2 separate regions of the Homo sapiens genome follow, and region 1 is linked to region 2. A link is an interaction called in ENCODE POLR2A ChIA-PET data of the cell type or tissue named here. Cell type or tissue: HepG2. All regions are shown on one strand.

What was found. Peaks named below come from ENCODE experiments on the same cell type or tissue, not always from the same donor. Only the 100,000 strongest peaks of a DNase experiment are listed, where the experiment ranks them.
Region 1: POLR2A ChIA-PET joins it to region 2 with 5 read pairs; 2 of 35 experiments call an interaction of 5 or more read pairs at or near these places.

Annotation. Positions count from the first base shown.
Region 1 is chr17:82,634,966-82,638,965 of GRCh38, forward strand. All of the region lies in intron 2 of WDR45B (WD repeat domain 45B), which reads right to left. Among named protein-coding and RNA genes, the nearest start is that of WDR45B, 11 kb to the right of the region's middle. In HepG2, no CTCF peak of the experiment used is centred here; a DNase peak (open chromatin) is centred at 1,812.
Region 2 is chr17:82,463,011-82,467,010 of GRCh38, forward strand. NARF (nuclear prelamin A recognition factor) reads left to right here. Exons shown (of 11, transcript NM_012336.4): 3 at 1,277-1,420. Among named protein-coding and RNA genes, the nearest start is that of NARF, 6.3 kb to the left of the region's middle. In HepG2, no CTCF peak of the experiment used is centred here; no DNase peak of the experiment used is centred here.

The sequences.
Region 1 (4,000 bases), 170 kb after region 2:
CAGCAGTCAAGTTCATGGAGACAGAAAAGTAGCACGGTGGTTACTAGGAGACAGGGGAGGCAGAATTGATGGATGTAGACTTTGGCTTCCCAAGATGAAATTCTAGAGGTCCGTTTAACAACAATGTGAATATATTCAACATTACTGATCTATGCGCTTAAAAATGGTTAAGATGGTAAATTTTATTTTACATAATTTTTTACCATAATTTTTTTTTTAAAAAATGCTGCCACTGAAGACCTTCTTTGCCCCAGGTGTCAGAAGTGTAACTATTTCCTCAATGTAGGTTCAGTAAGTTTTAGAAACACATCTGAGTGACCTGAGAATTATGTCAAGGTCACTAATGTACTCTTCAAACACTATTTAACCGAGAGACAATGTTTAGCCCTTTTATAAACTACATGATCTTAGGCTTATTAATAAAGTTATTAATGCTTGATTATATCATAAGTCTTTTCAGGTTTTTTTTTTTTTTTTGAGATGGAGTTTTGCTCTTGTCGCCCAGGATGGAGTGCAGTGGTGCGATCTTGGCTCACTGCAACCTCCACCTCCTGGGTTCAAGTGATTCTCCTGCCTCAGCCTCCCAAGTAGCTGGGATTACAGGCGCCCATCACACCCAGCTAATTTTTGTATTTTTAGTAGAGACGGCGTTTCACCATGTTGGCCAGGCTGGTCTCGAACTCCTGACCTCAGGAGATCCACCCACCTCGGCCTCCCAAAGTGCTGGGATTACAGGCATTAGCCACTGTGCGCAGCCGTCTTTTCAAGTTCTAAAAGCAACAAGTCATTCCCTTAGCAAGATGTGATTCTAGCTAATGGTTAAGTAAAGAAATGTTGGCTGGGTGCAGGGGCTGACACCTATAATCTCAGCACTCTGGGAGGCCAGGCCGAGGCAGGTGGATCCCTCAGGTCGGGAGTTCAAGACCAGCGCGACCAACATGGAAAACCCCCGTCTCTACTAAAAATACAAAACTTGCCAGGTGTGGTGGCGCATGCCTATAATCCCAGCTACTCGAGAAGTTGGGGCAGGAGAATCACTTGAACCCGGGAGGCAGAGGGTGCGGTGAGCCGAGATCGCGTCACTGCACTCTAGCCTGGGCAACAAGAGTGAAACTTCGTCTCTCAAATAAATACATAAATAAAAAATAAAAATACAAAAATCAGCCAGCTGTGTAGTCCCAGCTACTCGGGAGGCTGAGGCAGGAGAATCACTTGAACCCGGCAGGTGGAGGTTGCAGTGAGCCGAGATCACGCCACTGCACTCCAGCCTGGGTGACAGAGCAAGACTCCGTCTCAAAAAAAAAAAAAAAAAAAGAAGACAAACACAGTCAGTCACAGGCACAGTTAGCTATGCGGTCTCTGGGTTTTAAAAATGGAAAGAAAAAAAAGAAAAACAGATTTTTCAGAATCAAGTGAAGAGGCAGAGAAGGAGAGTTAAGGCCTTTCCTGGAATGAGAAGTAATCAAAGGTAAGAGCCAAACTTCAGGAATTAGAGAGGACTTCTAAACCCCGCCAAAGAGATTCTCCCATAATACCTGACCCCCACCTCCTGCAGCTGAAGAGGGGGAAAGGGTCTCCCCACAGAAAGACCAGGGTTACATTCAGAGCTTTCTATGTTCCAGATCCCAAGGGCTGGTACTGAAATATTACAAAGGATATTCGTTGTTACAGAAAAATGTAAGATACAATAAATCTTTCTGAGTTTCTCTTCAAAGGGTTTATTTAGCCTGTTAACTTCCTTATCCTTTGTTCTCGAACTCGACTTTCTTGTTCTTCCTTGCCCCTAGTTACTGTAAACAGCCTACCCGCTTCCCGTCAACTCTAATCAATAACTCACACCTGTTCCCTTGGTTACCTGTACACATTGTTCCCCTGAAACTGCACGTCTCACACGCTCCACCTCTGTACCTCACATCCCCCTCCCCTTCTATATTTAGAAAAATATGTACAAGTAGCCTATTGGGTCAGCTCAGATTGTGCAGTCCGACCCCAGCCCATAGGGGAGTGACACAGAGATAGGGACTGCGTTCAGGATAAAAACCCCCGGTCTCCTTTGTTCTCTGTGCTCTTGCCATCTTGACTGATGCAAGGGGCACCCTTCTGCAGAAGTAAATTGCCTTACTGAGAGAATTAAACTTTTGCCTGAGTGCTGGTTTTACTTCACAGCACTGAGCATTTATTTATTCCTGGAACATTTTATACCCACAAAAAGAAGAAATGCCCAAGCCTGCCCAGGATGTCAGCGTCTACATCTCTAAGGGTCCCTGGCGGTCGGACTTGTCTGTAACAGCAACTAAAATTGCAGCAATAGGTTGCGTAGGACACAAAACAGGCTCCTACTAAACATCAGCTGAGGAAAACTTGAGGTACACCCCAGTCCTTGTGGTACAGAGAAAAACCCTCTCCTCTAATCATGGTCTCTATTCTCACACAATCACCAACACAGAAGACTTCTGTGACTAAAGCAGAAACCGCACAGCAAACCCCAGCTGGTCTTCCTCTAACTCAGTTCTGACACCATCTACCTGGAGAGAGTATTAGATCCCACAGGTTGAAGGCTCAGTCCCCAAGACCGACTGCACCACACACCAGTCACAAGTTAGAACCTTCAAAACTTCTGACTGACCAGCTTCAAGTTGGGGTTCCCGTGACCCCTTCTTTGGGTTCAATTTGCTGGCACGGCTCACCGAACTCAGGGAAACACTTCCTTATGTTTACCAGTTTATAACAAAGAATATTACAAAGGATACAGATGAAGAGATGCATAGGGCAAGGTATTAGGGGAAGGACACAAAGCTTCCGTGAAGCTCTCTGAACCCCGTCTCCTTGGGATTTTATGGAAGCTTCATGATATCAGCATTCCTTTCCCAGGGGCAGAGGGTACGGCCTTCTCTGGGGAGGGTCCTGAGACCCACAATTAGAAAGGGTGGGGGTGTGGTGGTTAATGCCTGTAATCCCAGCACTCTGGGAGGCCGAGGCAGACAAATAACTTGAAGTCAAGAGTTCGAGACCAGCCTGGTCAACGTGGTGAAACCCCATCTCTACTAAAAATACAAAACAAACAAAAAAACGTAGCCAGGTGTGGTGGCATGTGCCTGTAATCCCAGCTACTTGGAAGGCTGAGGCACGAGAATCGCTTGAACCCATGAGGTGGAGGTTGCAGTGAGCCAAGATGGAGCCACTGCACTCCAGCCTGGGAGAGATTCTGTCAAAGAAGAGGGGAGGCGAGGGAAAGGGAGGGGAGGGAAAGGGAGGGGAGGGGAGAGGAGGGGAGGGGAGGGGAGGGGAGGGGAGGGGAGGGGAGGGGGGAGGAGGAAAGAAAGAAAGAAAAAAGAAAAGAAAGGAAGGAAGGTGGGGTGGTGGTGGGGAGACAGGACACGTTAGGGTGAAAGGGGGGTAGGAGAAGGTCAGAGGCCTCCCCTGAGGGCCAATATTGTAACAAAAAGACTAACCAGGTCTGTGGGAGTTACCGGCCAGGGTGAAAACCAAAATATATAATTACACCACATCTTGACAGGCCCAGACTCTCCCAACAGAGCCTGCTGCAAAACACAAGAAACTAATAAAAGAAAATGGGGAAAGGGGATGTCTGAATACTGGCATAACTTCTATTCCACTAAGAGATGCTTGAAAAATGAATCACTTTATACAAATGAGTGAAAATCAACCATTCTAGCACTTGAGGCTAATAACCTTTTTATTTTTGCCTCTGTCATGTCGTGCAGTCCCTGTTTCTCGTTCCTATTTCTGTGGAGTTTTATTTTTAAAGAAAACCTTATTTCCCATTATAAAAATTATGCATCATTTCTATAAAACAACACAGAAAAGCATAAAGTAGAAAACACTGTGAAACAACATCATTTATGTACTTTTTTTGAGACAGAGTCTCGCTCTGTCACCAGGCTGGAGTGCAGTGGCACGATCTCGGCTCACTGTAACCTCCGCCTCCTGGGTTCAAGTGATTCTCCTGCCTCAGCCTTCCAAGTAGCTGGGACTACAG
Region 2 (4,000 bases):
CCTGAGTGCCCATCTGCAGCAGAACAAGATCCCAGGTTGAGTGGGCTGCACAGAGACATGGGGTCATGTGTAGGCAGGAGGCAGAGGTGACACCCGAGCTGCGGTTCGTAGCACGCTGTGGAAGGAGGAGGCACATCCATAGCCGTCTCCTGTCAAATCAAGTTTTAAAGAAAAACGAATGCATGGACTACCTGAGGAGCTTCTGTAATTTATTGACATTACTCCTGTAAGCTTCAGAGTATTCATATGTTCATCCACCAGTTATTTATTGAGCACTGTCTGTGTGCAGTACCTCTTGGAAGTGCTGAGGAACAAGAGAACAAGACAGTGTTCAAGCTCTCATGAGCTTACATTTTAGCGAGGAGGGACAGACTCCTGCTAGCAGTCAGCAACATAAGTACAGATGGGTGGGGAGGGAAGAGACGGGTGAGGGGGTGGTGCTGTTTTAGCAGGTGTTGGACATCGTCTCTGCTGAAGGCCACCCAGGGTGAGCCTGGGGCTCTTAGAGGTTGCTTCATGCAGAAGGATGGCGAGAGCAGCAAGGGCCAGTGGGGCTGGACGTGTGGAGACCAAGGGGGCTGTGATGGGACCCGGGCAGACAGGGGCCACTGGCTTTGCCCAGGCCCTCTGTGTGAGGGGCAGCTGTCTGAGCAGAGCAGAGGTGTGGTTTATGTTTTAGCAGATGTCGGGGAGCACAAGGGCCAGTCAGGAAGGAGAGGGTGGAGGGGATCAAAGAGTGACTCTACATCCAGGTCAGGATAAGCATCTTGTTACATGTCCGAGTGCAAACCCAGAGCCAGCACTGAGTTGTAAAGTTCTGAGCCTCAAGGGAGAGGCCAGGGCTGTGGGTGGCCTCAGGGAGCCGTGGGATGGTAAGAGGGGGCACAGAGCTAGAGGAGCAGTCAGAGGGCTGGATCACAGGCACCAAAGAGGAAGGGGTCTAGGAGGAAGGGGTCTAGCAGTGGGGTGAGCTTCCAGAACACAGGGGTCATTTACTTCCTACCACGTGACAGTGCTAGGGCTGGGTTCCACCCTTGTCATCTGCATGGTTCCCTAGTGTCATTGTGGGCTGGGCCCTGTGTCCTGTGTCCCTTCACCACCTTGAGCTGCTCAGTGGCAGAGACTGTCCTGCTTCCAGCCCCTTGAGCACCAGGCCTGGACCCTGGTATTATCTCCAATGTTTACTGTGAATTCTGTATATGGGTGTTACCCTCTCTAAAGAAGCACATTAAAGAGTATTTGTTGAATAATCATGCTGAAACGTCATCTTTCATAGAAGGGAGAATTCCACAAGTTGGCTGATGCCAAGATATTTTTGAGCGACTGCCTGGCATGTGACAGCTGTATGACTGCAGAGGAAGGAGTCCAACTTTCCCAGCAAAATGCCAAGGACTTCTTCCGCGTTCTGAACCTTAACAAGGTAAGGCATTCGGGGCATTTGCTGATGCTGGGGAGCTGACCTGGAGGAAGTGGAGGTGAGGCCTGGCTTCCTGCACAGAAGCCTCTGCTGGGACATCGGATGCACATCTCAGCCTTTTCCTGGTGTTGCTAACATCCTGCTTTGACCTTCCAAACCTCTCCATCAAGAGCAAAATCCCCGCACAATTTCCTGCTCCCTTAATAATGCTCAGGCAGTGGTGGGGGGCTGGCATCACCCCTCAGGCTCCTGTGGCTTAAGCGGGGCCTCTGCCTGGTGAGGTCAGGTAACACGGGTGTTGGTGATCATGCGGGCAGCACAGAGCCGGAGCTCCTGCTGTTCTGCCTCGGCTGCACGTTTTCGGACACGAGAGTTATGTTCTAATAGACCGATCAGCTTGGGGCAAGGCAGAGACACTCCAAGGAAGTAAAAATTCCCAAAGCTCCTTCCTTCAGCTCATCCCTGCAGACCTCCTATACAGAACGAGAGGTGCCACTTGTCTTTCCGTGAGACAGGTTGTATTAGTCCATTCTCACATTGCTACAAAGAACTACGTGACACTGGCTAATTTATAAAGCAGAGAGGTTTAATTGACTCACAGTTCCACAGGATCTACAGGAGACATGGCTGGGGAGGCCTCAGGGAACAACCATGGCGGAAGGGTGAAGGGGAAGCAAGCATGTCTTCACGTGGCAGCAGGAGAGAGCAAGTAAAGGGGGAGGTGCTGCACCCTTGTAAACAACCAGATCTTGTGAGGACTCACTCACTATCATGAGAAGAGCAAGTGGGAGATCCGCCCCCATGACCCAGTCACCTCCTGCCAGGCCCAGCCTTCAGTTTCACATGAGATTTGGGTGGGGACGCAGAGCCAAACCATATCACAGGTGAAAGAGAAAGAGACAAAGGCAGATGAGGCTGAAAAGCACTTCTTGGTTTCCATGCTGTCACCTCCACGGGAAGCACCGGCATCCTACCCTGCCCAGGGTGTAGGAGCCCATTCACAGTAGGTAGTGTGCTAGAGCAAGGTAGGGGCCTCAAGAAACACTGACTGGCACAAGTGGGTGGCATAGGGGACAGCCAAGGAGCCTTCTCAGCGTTTGCCATTCACCCCCATGGCTTCTGGACAAGTCATCCAGCAGCAATTAGATCACAATATTTTTCTTTGTGAGACAGGGCCTCACCCAGGCTGGAGTGCAGTGGAGAGAGTCTCAGTGGGGAGACTCTGGTGATCCTCCCACCTCTGGAGGCTCCCTGTAGCCTCCAGAGCAGCTGGGACTACAGACGCGTGCTACCACACCTGCCTAATTTTTGTATTGTTTGTAGAGACAGGGTTTTGCCATGTTGCCCAGGCTGGTCCTGAACTCCTGTGCTCAAGCGATCCTCCAGCCTCAGCCTCCCAAAGTGTTAGGATTATAGGCATCAGCCACCACCCATGACCTAGATCACAATTGCAGATAGAGACACATGTCCTCTGTGTTGCCAGCATTAGTTGTGTCTGGGTGTACCCTGACTTATATGCACTTGCACGGGAACTCCGTTAGCAAGCAGCAGGCTGCCTGGATAGGATGGTCTGAACCAGGAGATGCCCCCCACCCATCAGCCAGGTTCGCCATGCATACCCGTCCCCACCTGCTCACCCTTGGCCTTTCAGGGAACAGAATGGCTTCAGCCATTTTGTTACGTTGAACAGACTTAGTGGATACAGCTTTGCAGACTACTAGAGACTTAATTCTGTGGTGTCAACGGTTTTTGCAAAAACCCTTGAAAGTGTCTGTGTCACTTTATGCTTCCCTAAGTGATAGGGGCAAACAGCTGTGTGCAGCCATCCTGGTCACATTCAATATCAAATTCAGTTTTTTCCCCCCTGATACATAGAGAATTGTATCTCATTTGCATTTTCTTGCTTATTTAGAGAAGTTGGTTACCCTAGATGATGTTTATTGACAGTTTATATTTTATCTTATGCTGCTTGTCCAGTCTACAACTTATATTTTAGTACGGTGTGCGATGTGAATACATTCTTCTTCCTTTTTTTTCTTTTCTGAGATGGAGTCTCTCACTGTCTCTCAGGCTGGGGTGCAGTGTCGTGATCTCAGCTTATTGCAACCTCTCCTTCCTGGGTTCAAGCAATTCTCCTACCTCAGCCTCTCAAGTAGCTAGAGTTACAGGCAGGCACCACCATGCCCAGCTAATTTTTGCATTTTTAGTAGAGATGGGGTTTCATCATGTTGGCCAGGCTGGTCTCGAACTCCTGACCTCAAGTGATGTGCTCGCCTCGGCCTCCCAAAGTGCTGGGATTACAGACGTGAGCCACCACACCCGGCCAGATACATTCTTTTCTATTTGAAAAAATCAAATTGTTCCAGCATCTTCTGTTCTTCCCCTGTTGACCTGAAATATTATCCTACCTCTCTTATATATTGATAGATGTGCATCCATTTGTTTCTTTTTTTTCGGCCTTCACCATGTTGGCCAGGCTGGTCTTGAATTCCTGGCTTCAAGTGATCCACCTGCCTTGGCCTCCCAAAGTGCTGGGATTACGGGCATAAGCCACCGTACCTGGCCTTCTTTTTTTTTTTTTTC